Regions from separate parts of the Mus musculus genome. Here region 1 is linked to region 2. A link is a contact called in ENCODE Hi-C or POLR2A ChIA-PET data. All regions are on one chromosome and are shown on one strand. The core of a region is the stretch at or near the end of the contact, and the rest is flanking DNA. Distances in the headings are between cores, read along the strand shown. Region 1 holds the start of Pdha1 (pyruvate dehydrogenase E1 alpha 1). Region 2 holds the start of Phka2 (phosphorylase kinase alpha 2).

The links. Hi-C counts contacts between places; a loop is a spot of excess contacts on that map. ChIA-PET counts read pairs that join two places held with the same protein, here RNA polymerase II (POLR2A).
Region 1: a loop to region 2 is called in a map of heart, with 2.4 times the contacts of the local background. The contact joins the promoter of Pdha1 here to the promoter of Phka2 in region 2. A Hi-C loop is called at or near these places in 1 of 37 maps with a recorded cell type or tissue (heart). POLR2A ChIA-PET finds 5 or more read pairs at or near these places in 1 of 5 experiments (Patski).

What each region holds. Positions count from the first base shown.
Region 1 is chrX:160,136,174-160,140,381 of GRCm38, reverse strand. It overlaps Pdha1 (pyruvate dehydrogenase E1 alpha 1), which reads left to right and starts at 1,952. Exons shown (of 11, transcript NM_008810.3): 1 at 1,952-2,126. The coding sequence starts at 2,070. Gm39547 (a long non-coding RNA gene) reads left to right here and starts at 2,135. Exons shown (of 2, transcript XR_878293.1): 1 at 2,135-2,601.
Region 2 is chrX:160,500,008-160,504,001 of GRCm38, reverse strand. It overlaps Phka2 (phosphorylase kinase alpha 2), which reads right to left and starts at 1,840. Exons shown (of 33, transcript NM_172783.4): 1 at 1,098-1,840. The coding sequence starts at 1,175.

The sequences.
Region 1 (4,208 bases), core at 703-3,202, 360 kb after region 2:
CTGTACTGGGACATAGAATCTTCACAGGACCAAGGGCTTCTCCTCCCATTGATGACCAACTAGGCCATCCTCTGCTACATATGCAGCTGGAGCCATGGGTCCCTCCATGTGTTTTCTTTGGTTGGGAGCTCTGAGGGTACTGGTTAGTACATATTGTTATTTCTTTCAATTTCTGTACTTGTGTGCCTCTCTCTCTCTCTCTCTCTCTCTCTCTCTCTCTCTCTCTCTCTGTGTGTGTGTGTGTGTGTGTGTGTGTGTGTACATGAAAGGACAAATCACTTAAGCCCTCAGACTTGGTGGCAAGTGTTCTTACCTGTTGAGCCATCTTGAGCCTTGGCTTTGTAATTTTTTTTTTTAACAAAGAAAAGGTTGTAACGAAAATATTCTAGTTATGAAAACACTGGTTCCCTTGTTTCCCCAGGGCAGTTTCTTTAAGGCATTAACTTTTGTAATGATAAATTTCTTGTTGGAGGATATTTTGTAATAATGCAAAAGTCTTGTTTCTCATTTTTTCCTGCCATTCATTTTAGCTTCTATTGATAATTCCTGCCTGCAGTGGTGATGGTGTCTTTGTGAAGTGGTGATTCCCACCCACTCAATCTGTGTATATTTGTGTGTGCACATGCACGCGGAAGTCAAAGGTTAATTTCAGGTCAGTCTTCCTCAGTCACTCTTCAGCTAAACTTTTTGAGGCAGGGTCTCTTACTTATCCTGGCTATTACTTCAGTTAGATTGATGGACAAGCAAGCACCTGGGATCCTCGTGTCTCTGCCTCTCCGGCACCAGAATTCCAGGCAATGTTGCTCTTTTCTCTTATTCAGTTGCGTATTTGTGAAGGATCTGTGGCTCTTTCTTTCCCGTGAGTTATAATGCATCACTACAGCACTCATTTCATCCTTCATCCATGGAGATCATAAATGCAAATATTAGAGGACTTTTTATCCTGGGTTCCCAAGTGACCTCCTAGAAATGCTACCTGGCCAATCCATGCTGGACATTTGAATGGAAAAGTCAGCCTCTGTTTCTCTGACCCAGTGATAATGTGAAGCTGACCGATCCAGGCAACAGTTTGAACTTTGAGAAATCATCATCTGCACGTTTCCCGTGTTCTCATAAAGTCTCGTGTCCTAATCTTAATAGTGTTTGGGTAACAACAACACAGGAGATACAGGATTCTGCCTTTTCCCAAGCATAAAGGACAGACAAACTGCTTGTCTATAACTGAGTCCCCCATGAAAAGAAGCAAGCTAACAAAAAATCAAAGAATAAACGCTAAAGCTAAACTCTTGGATGTCTATGGTCAACGATTAATATTTGCTTTCATTTACTTATTTTGATTTTTTTTTTAGATAGCCTCGCTAAGTAGTCCAAGCTTGTCTTGAACTGAACAGACAGCCTGACCTCCAACTCTGGCTATCATCTGACTTCAGACTCCCTAAGGAAGGAATGACAGGCATGTGCCACCACACCCAGCAACATCCAGCATTTAACTGTTAAATCTCACCCAAGTCAACCAGGGCAACACTTTGCAAGGAATATGTGACCTTTTAAAGACAAATTAGTGGCAGGACCATTTCTAGAAACCAGATGATCTGTCTTTCTTGCCCTGGCACCATGGCTTCTCTGTGTAATGGAACAAGGCTGCCTGCCAAAGCTGTACCACAGGCCCGACTGGGCAAAGGGCAGGACCCGCTTTCACCACTTCTTCGCTGGTCTGTGGTACTCAGGGCAAAAGGAAGGAGAGGCCTCTTCCCCACGCCCCGGGGCCCCCCACTTTCCCACGCAGGCGCCCTGGGACACCGGCCTCTTCACCCTCCAGCCACAGCCCCACCTCATTTTTTAGTTAATTAATGGACGGCCACATGTTCCTCCTCAGAAGGGCGTAGCCATCGCCAGCAACCATTCTGGTTGGCCTGCAGACTAGCGCGGCGTGTGATGCCGTCGCGACTCCGTCACTGCGTTTTGGGCGTGGCTTCGGCTCCGGGCGCCTCAAGGAGACTTGGGGACGCCCGCACCACTCCTTTTGAGTGCCTGGGTGCCGCGGCCGCCGCGTGAGTCTGCTGCGCTCCATGAGGAAGATGCTTGCCGCTGTATCCCGCGTGTTGGCAGGCTCTGCGCAGAAGCCGGTGAGGTCGCCTGATCCCGGGAGGCCGGGGTGGGGCTGGAGCCGGCCTGAGGCGGGGCAGGAAGAGGGCGGACCGGGCCCCCCTGGAGCGCACGGCTGGGGGCTGGGGACGAGCTGCGGGACTTGGGTGGGCTTTCCGCGCAGTCCGTGTCGCCACTGGCCGGGGGAAGAGCGGCTTGAGAACGGGCCCGGTCCGCTGTGCTTCCCCCGATCGCCCCCAGCGGAGCTTCACGCCAGCTCCCCTGCAGCGCCCCACAACTGCTCGTCCCTTACGGGACACTGGGAGGCGGAGCTTGGGCTTGCTCCAGCCTCTCTGGACTCCGCTGACTTCCACTCTCCTTCATGTCATTGCTCTTGGCTATGAGGCCACGTAAGACGAAATAAAGAGCTCCCAGTCCCGGGAGTCAGGTTCCGTGCGCACTCCGACTTCTTCGTTTACTAGCCTTGGCACCAGGAACCATCAAGAAGCAGGATATGTAAAAACTCGTCTGAGGGCCTAGTTCTCTCATCTCCATAATGGAGATTCTGAGGACGCTACCTTCTGGGGGGGTGGTTATCTTGAGTTGGTCAGTGGCACGAATGCCAACCCTTCTGCCTGGCACCTGCCAAGGGCCGGTGTCCAGCTGCGTGAGCATTTGTGGATCACCTGTGTTCTGTTCTGAGGAAGGTTCAGGGAGGTCAGGTTCACGGAAAACAAACTTCCTCCACTCCCTGCTCCTCTGAACTTTTTCTTGGCAGTCAATTTTCGAGCAATCGAGCATAACCCAGAGGAAGCCGCCTTTACCCTTAAACACACAGAGGCTTAGAGTTCAAAGTAGCGAAAGAAAACAGCAATGGTTTTCGGAGAGTTGGGATTAGAGGTTAAGACTTATGGCCCGGCTTTAAGAGCTGTCTAATACCTAAGCTTTTAGCATTTTGACCTCTAGCCACACAGAGGTTGCCTTCTCTTGGTGTAACTGTCATCAGGCTTTGACTTGTAATTCTGGTTCTGTTGATTTCTTTAGGATTTGATGCAATTCTGCTCAGTGTGGGGAGGTTGTAGAAAGGTCGAAATGTCCTTCTCTAGGAATTGCATCAAGGAATGGAAAACCACCATTTGAATCTGAACCGGCAGCAAAGCACATTTCTACGACATAGCCAACATTTATTGAGCTCTTAGTATGTGTCCTGAATTCGGCCACGATCTTCACGCGTGTTAAAAGTGCATCATTGATTTTCAGTTTGTTTGAACAAGTTTCTTGTGTGCAGAAATTGTTAGTTGAAGGGAAATTTGTTTATAGCTTGGGGGCTGGGCATGAAATAAAATTGAAAACGAAAAGAAGCTTTGTTCTCAGTGGAAAGAAAAAATAAACAGCTCTGACTAGAATCAAAGTTTCTATAAGTTGCATTAGAGTCCGAAATCAATAAAAATCATACCTTCTGCTTTGAAGACATGTGCTCCTCTTTTGGAGTATAAGAGGGTACTAGGAAGCTGGGAACACTTTTAAATCTTCCTTCGACACTAGAAGCTAACCTTAGGTGTTGTATCGCTTTGTCTGACAGCCGTTTACCGTTTCCTTTAAATTCACCTTACAGCAGGGAAAAAGAAATAGATTCTAGAGTCGAATTCACCATAGGAAGTACCCAGTTTTTTTCTCACTTTTTGTTGTGGTGGAACATATCCAGAAAGTAGCTTTTTAACTTTTCTTTTCTTTTCTTTTCTTTTCTTTTCTTTTCTTTTCTTTCTTTCTTTTTTTGAGACAAAGTCTCACTATGTATCCCTGGCTGTCTTGGAACTCAGACCTCTTTGCTTTTCTACCTCCGGAGTGCTTGCATTAAAATCTTGTGTGACCACATCCGGCATGCTAAGGAGGAAGAGAAGTAGGTCTCTTTGTCTTTGTCTCTGTGTCTCTGTCTCTTTATGTAAGGGGCTCACTGTGTAGCTCCTGGCTGGCCTGGAACTCACATGTTGACTAGGTTGGCTTCCGATCAGAGATCGGTGCCTGCCTCTGCCTCTTAAAGAAGTGGAGCAGCACGCCCAGCCACTAGTTTTCTTTGTGTCTATAGTTGTTACATGGTAATTAGGAACCATTCTTGAAGCCTT
Region 2 (3,994 bases), core at 591-3,090:
TAAAATCAAGACGTTTCTAGCTTACAAGCCACATTTGGCCCCAACGTGTTTCAAACAAGAAACACTGAACTTATTTTACGTTATTCATAAAATTCACCGTATTGTGCTATGAACATTTTTTTTTTTCTTTTACAGTGCTGCAATCCAATCCAGGGCCTTGAGACTACCAGGTAAACTACCACTAAGTCACACCACTGGCAGTACCATTTATTCATTTTATGTAGTTTGTATGATGCCTTGCATAGAAAAGATACACAATAAATTCTTCCTGAGTGAGAGGTCAAGGAATTAGCTAAGAAGAAAAAAAAAAGGTTAATGGTTTGGAAATGACCACCAACTGCTACTTCCTTCTCTGACTCTCAAAGCCCTAAAAATAGCTGCTGCCAACTGAAGGCAAGCAATATAGCTGATGTCTTTGCTCTGAACAAAAATAGCTCAGTGGTCTTACATTGGGCACTCACACATAACTTTTGCCAAGCAGGAAGCATAGCAGGCGTATTCATACCTGAGATTATATGCACAGTTTCACAGGACCCCTTGATGCTGATGCTCTGTGCCCAGAAGTTTTGTTGGCTGTAAAGCAGCAACCAGAGTGGTCATAGGGTCCTCTCAGGGGGATTTCTAACAAGGGAGGGGCAGTAACAGTTGCCCACACTCTGGTCAGATGCAAGCCTTGGGAGTTTTTCACTCCTGCCTACTGTTCCCAGAGTAGAGTTAGTTCACTGTTCTCCTTCAGTGTGCTCTGTCCAACCTAACAGACTTCTTTCATCCAAAAGAGGCAGTAAGGAAGGACCTCGAGGGGGGTGTCCCGATGGGGGGAAAAAGAGGAAGGGAGGAGGAAGAGGAGAGAAAAAAAAAGGTCCCAGAATTCTGCAAAGCAGCCGCAGCAACTGTTCAAAAGCCAGAATGCCTGACTTGTGAGTAAAGTGAATAAAATAGCGATAAGGGAGTAGGGTGATAACTGGCTAGCAAAGGACTGGATTAAAGTCGGAAACCTCTTAAATAAATGCAAGCTCTCATGAGTGACAGAGGCCTTGGGGAGAATGAGTTATATCAGTGGGCAGTTTCCACCGTTCTCTGGGCTGCTCTCTGTTTACCTGGTAACACAGGATGGTTTGCTGCACCAGCCTCGCGTACCCGTCCAGGCGGACCCCAGAATTGCTCCTGCTCCGCATCTCGCCCAAGCTCATGGGCCACGGAGCTGGACCTGCCCGCTGGTGTCCGCCAAAGTTGCCGCCTCCAAGCTGACCTGGTCCTCAAAACATTCAGCGTCAATGAGTTTCTTCAAAGGGGGCCGAGAGGAAGAGTTTTCAAACTGAGAGACCCAAAGTATGACTTGCAAGGCGAGCCAACCAGAGTGTCGCGCCGCTGGGCGGTGCGGGGGAGGAGACGGGGGTGGCGCTATCGCGGCCCGGCTTCCTCCCGGTCAGCAGCTGCCCCGAGGGTTTCTAGTCCCACCACCATGCTCGACAGAACCTAGACTGGGCACTAGGCTGGAGAAAGGCCTTGGCGGTACCCCTCTGTTTTGGGAGGCGGCTCCGGGTTGCTTGGGAGCTCACCTAAGCTTTACTAGGCTCCGCCCCCCTCGTGGGGCGGACTCTCCAAGTCTCCGCCTAAAGGGAGAGGGTCTACAGAGGAAGGCCGCTGGGAGCGGCGGGGAGCTGGGCTCTTAACGGAAATTCAGTTTTTTTTATTGACTTTGCTCCTACCTCAACCTGCTTCCAACCGCGGCTGAGGCTAAAGGAGCAGAGTCCTTCGGTCGCGGCCCCCGGGGTACGGAGGCCACCCCTCACGCCGGCCCGAACCAAGAAGCGGAACCCGTGCAGTCCCGCCCGGAAGGAACGCGTTGGGGGGGCGGTACCGATCTGCTCGCAGCTCCGCCCCCAGTCCGCCTCCTCCGTGGGGTTTGGAGCCCTCCTTGTCATGGCCTGACCAGGAAGGAAAATGGGGCAGCCCGCAGGAGTATGGAGAACTTGGATGGAAGCAGAGAACAAGTCGGCTTTCTGGGTCGGCAATGACAAGGTCTCCTGAGCGGAGCCGCCAAACCCACCGGAGACTAGAAAGAGGCTGGGCCGCCTGGGCATCCTTCGGATGACCGGCCGTCATAGCCCCGCCCTGTCCTGGGCCTCACCTGAGGACAGAGTCCCCATAGTGGAGCTCAGCACTGAAAGCAAGAAAGGGAGGCCTGAGTACTGTCCTCCACATACACTCCTGGTACCCGTGGCTCCTGGCCTTAGCTCCTGGGAGAATTTTGCAGTTCATTTATAATAGTATATTTTGAAATTTGGCATCCCATTAGTTGTCAAGGTTGCTAACCACAGGCCGCATTCTTTGATCCTGTCTTCATTGTCCATCAAAATCTGGCCCACAAATAAATTTGACTGGGCAGCTGTTCTAATGTAATTGCTTCCACAAGCACTTTGTTATTCTCCACTTTGACCCATTTCATTGTCTAAAACTTACCTTTGCCTTAAAGACTAGGTCAGCCCACTCATTAGCGTTTCCAATTTTCTGGATTCCTATAGCAGTTTCCTCAGTAAAGATGGGGCAACGAGTCAGTTCGAACTGCACTTTATTCCATTTCTGATTTATATAGACATTTGTGTTACTGTTTCAGTTGTTTGACTTTTACTGTTTTTATCTGTTGGGGTAAACCTCATGCCTTGTAATGTGACAAGGTCAAGTGCGTGTAGCACATACTTGACTCAGAGTGGCACTTAAACCAGAGCTATTTTCAGCACCATTTGGAAATAGTGTATTGTTTACATTTTAACTGAGGCATACTTTTCTAACTGGATTATGAGATGCTTATGAAATAGCTTGGTATCTCCCACCACACCTGGCACAGAGTTGATTGTACATGTGTCTAGGGCTCAATGTTGATGGACTGAAAATGAGTCCTGCTTATTTGACTCCCCTTATAGTTAGTCTTTAACTAAAGCACCCAACCCCTATCAGCCCACATACTTTTTCTCTGAGACAGAGTCTTGTCATGTAGCCTAGGCTGCTCTCAACTATATTATGTATCCAAGACTATTCCTCAAACTCACAGCAATACTTCTTTCCTCGGCATCCAAAGTGTTGGGATTCTGAGTACGTGCCACCACACCCAGCTCGAGTACTTTTCAACATTCTTTTCAAGCCTTGGTGCATGTATATGTTTTACATTGGGCAGTTCCCCTCATATCTTCTTACCATTCTTTTCTCAACTCATTATTTGTTTTAATAATGGCACTGAAGTTATGAAACAGTGCACAATGTACTTCCATGTAGGAGTTGCTGTGGCCTAGGGAGTAAGATTAAGCATTCAATTACCATAATTGAATCCCTTTAGTAATCTTTCTATGTACCTTTCCTGGAGATTTCATATATTCTTCTGTATTTAAAAGGTGGCATCATTGCTTATTTTTAGGATGGCTTGTGTTCTCATTGGAAGCTTAAGACTCTGTCTTAGAGGACAGCATGCAAAGTGGAAATATCATGTCTTTTGAACCTAAAGTACCCTGTCTCTGAATTGGGAGGGTCCATTCTTAATCAACTTGAAAAAACTAACCAGTTAACCAAATTAAACTATTTCTGTAATAATTTAGTTTAGATGACCTGGAATCATTTTACTTTCCCATTACCATAGTGTAAAAGAATGTTAAATTTGTCTCTGCTCCAACTTCTTGCAGCTATATAAGATTGAGAGTCAAGGAGAGGACATACCAGGGACTATAAGGGTTTCTTCATAGTGAAGAACGTATCTATTAAATATATTTTAAAAGCATATATTTTAAAGCCAGGAATGGCGATACTTGTAATCCCATCTTTGTGGATACTGAATCAGGAAGGTCCTGAATTTGAGGCAAGCCAGCCAGGGTTACAAGGCTATATAGCTATCTAGGTAAACATGATAAAAATACACTATATGGAATTCTCAAATAATTAATAAAATATTATTTTAAAGGCTATATATTTGTGATAGTTTGTATATTCTTGGACCAGGGGGTGG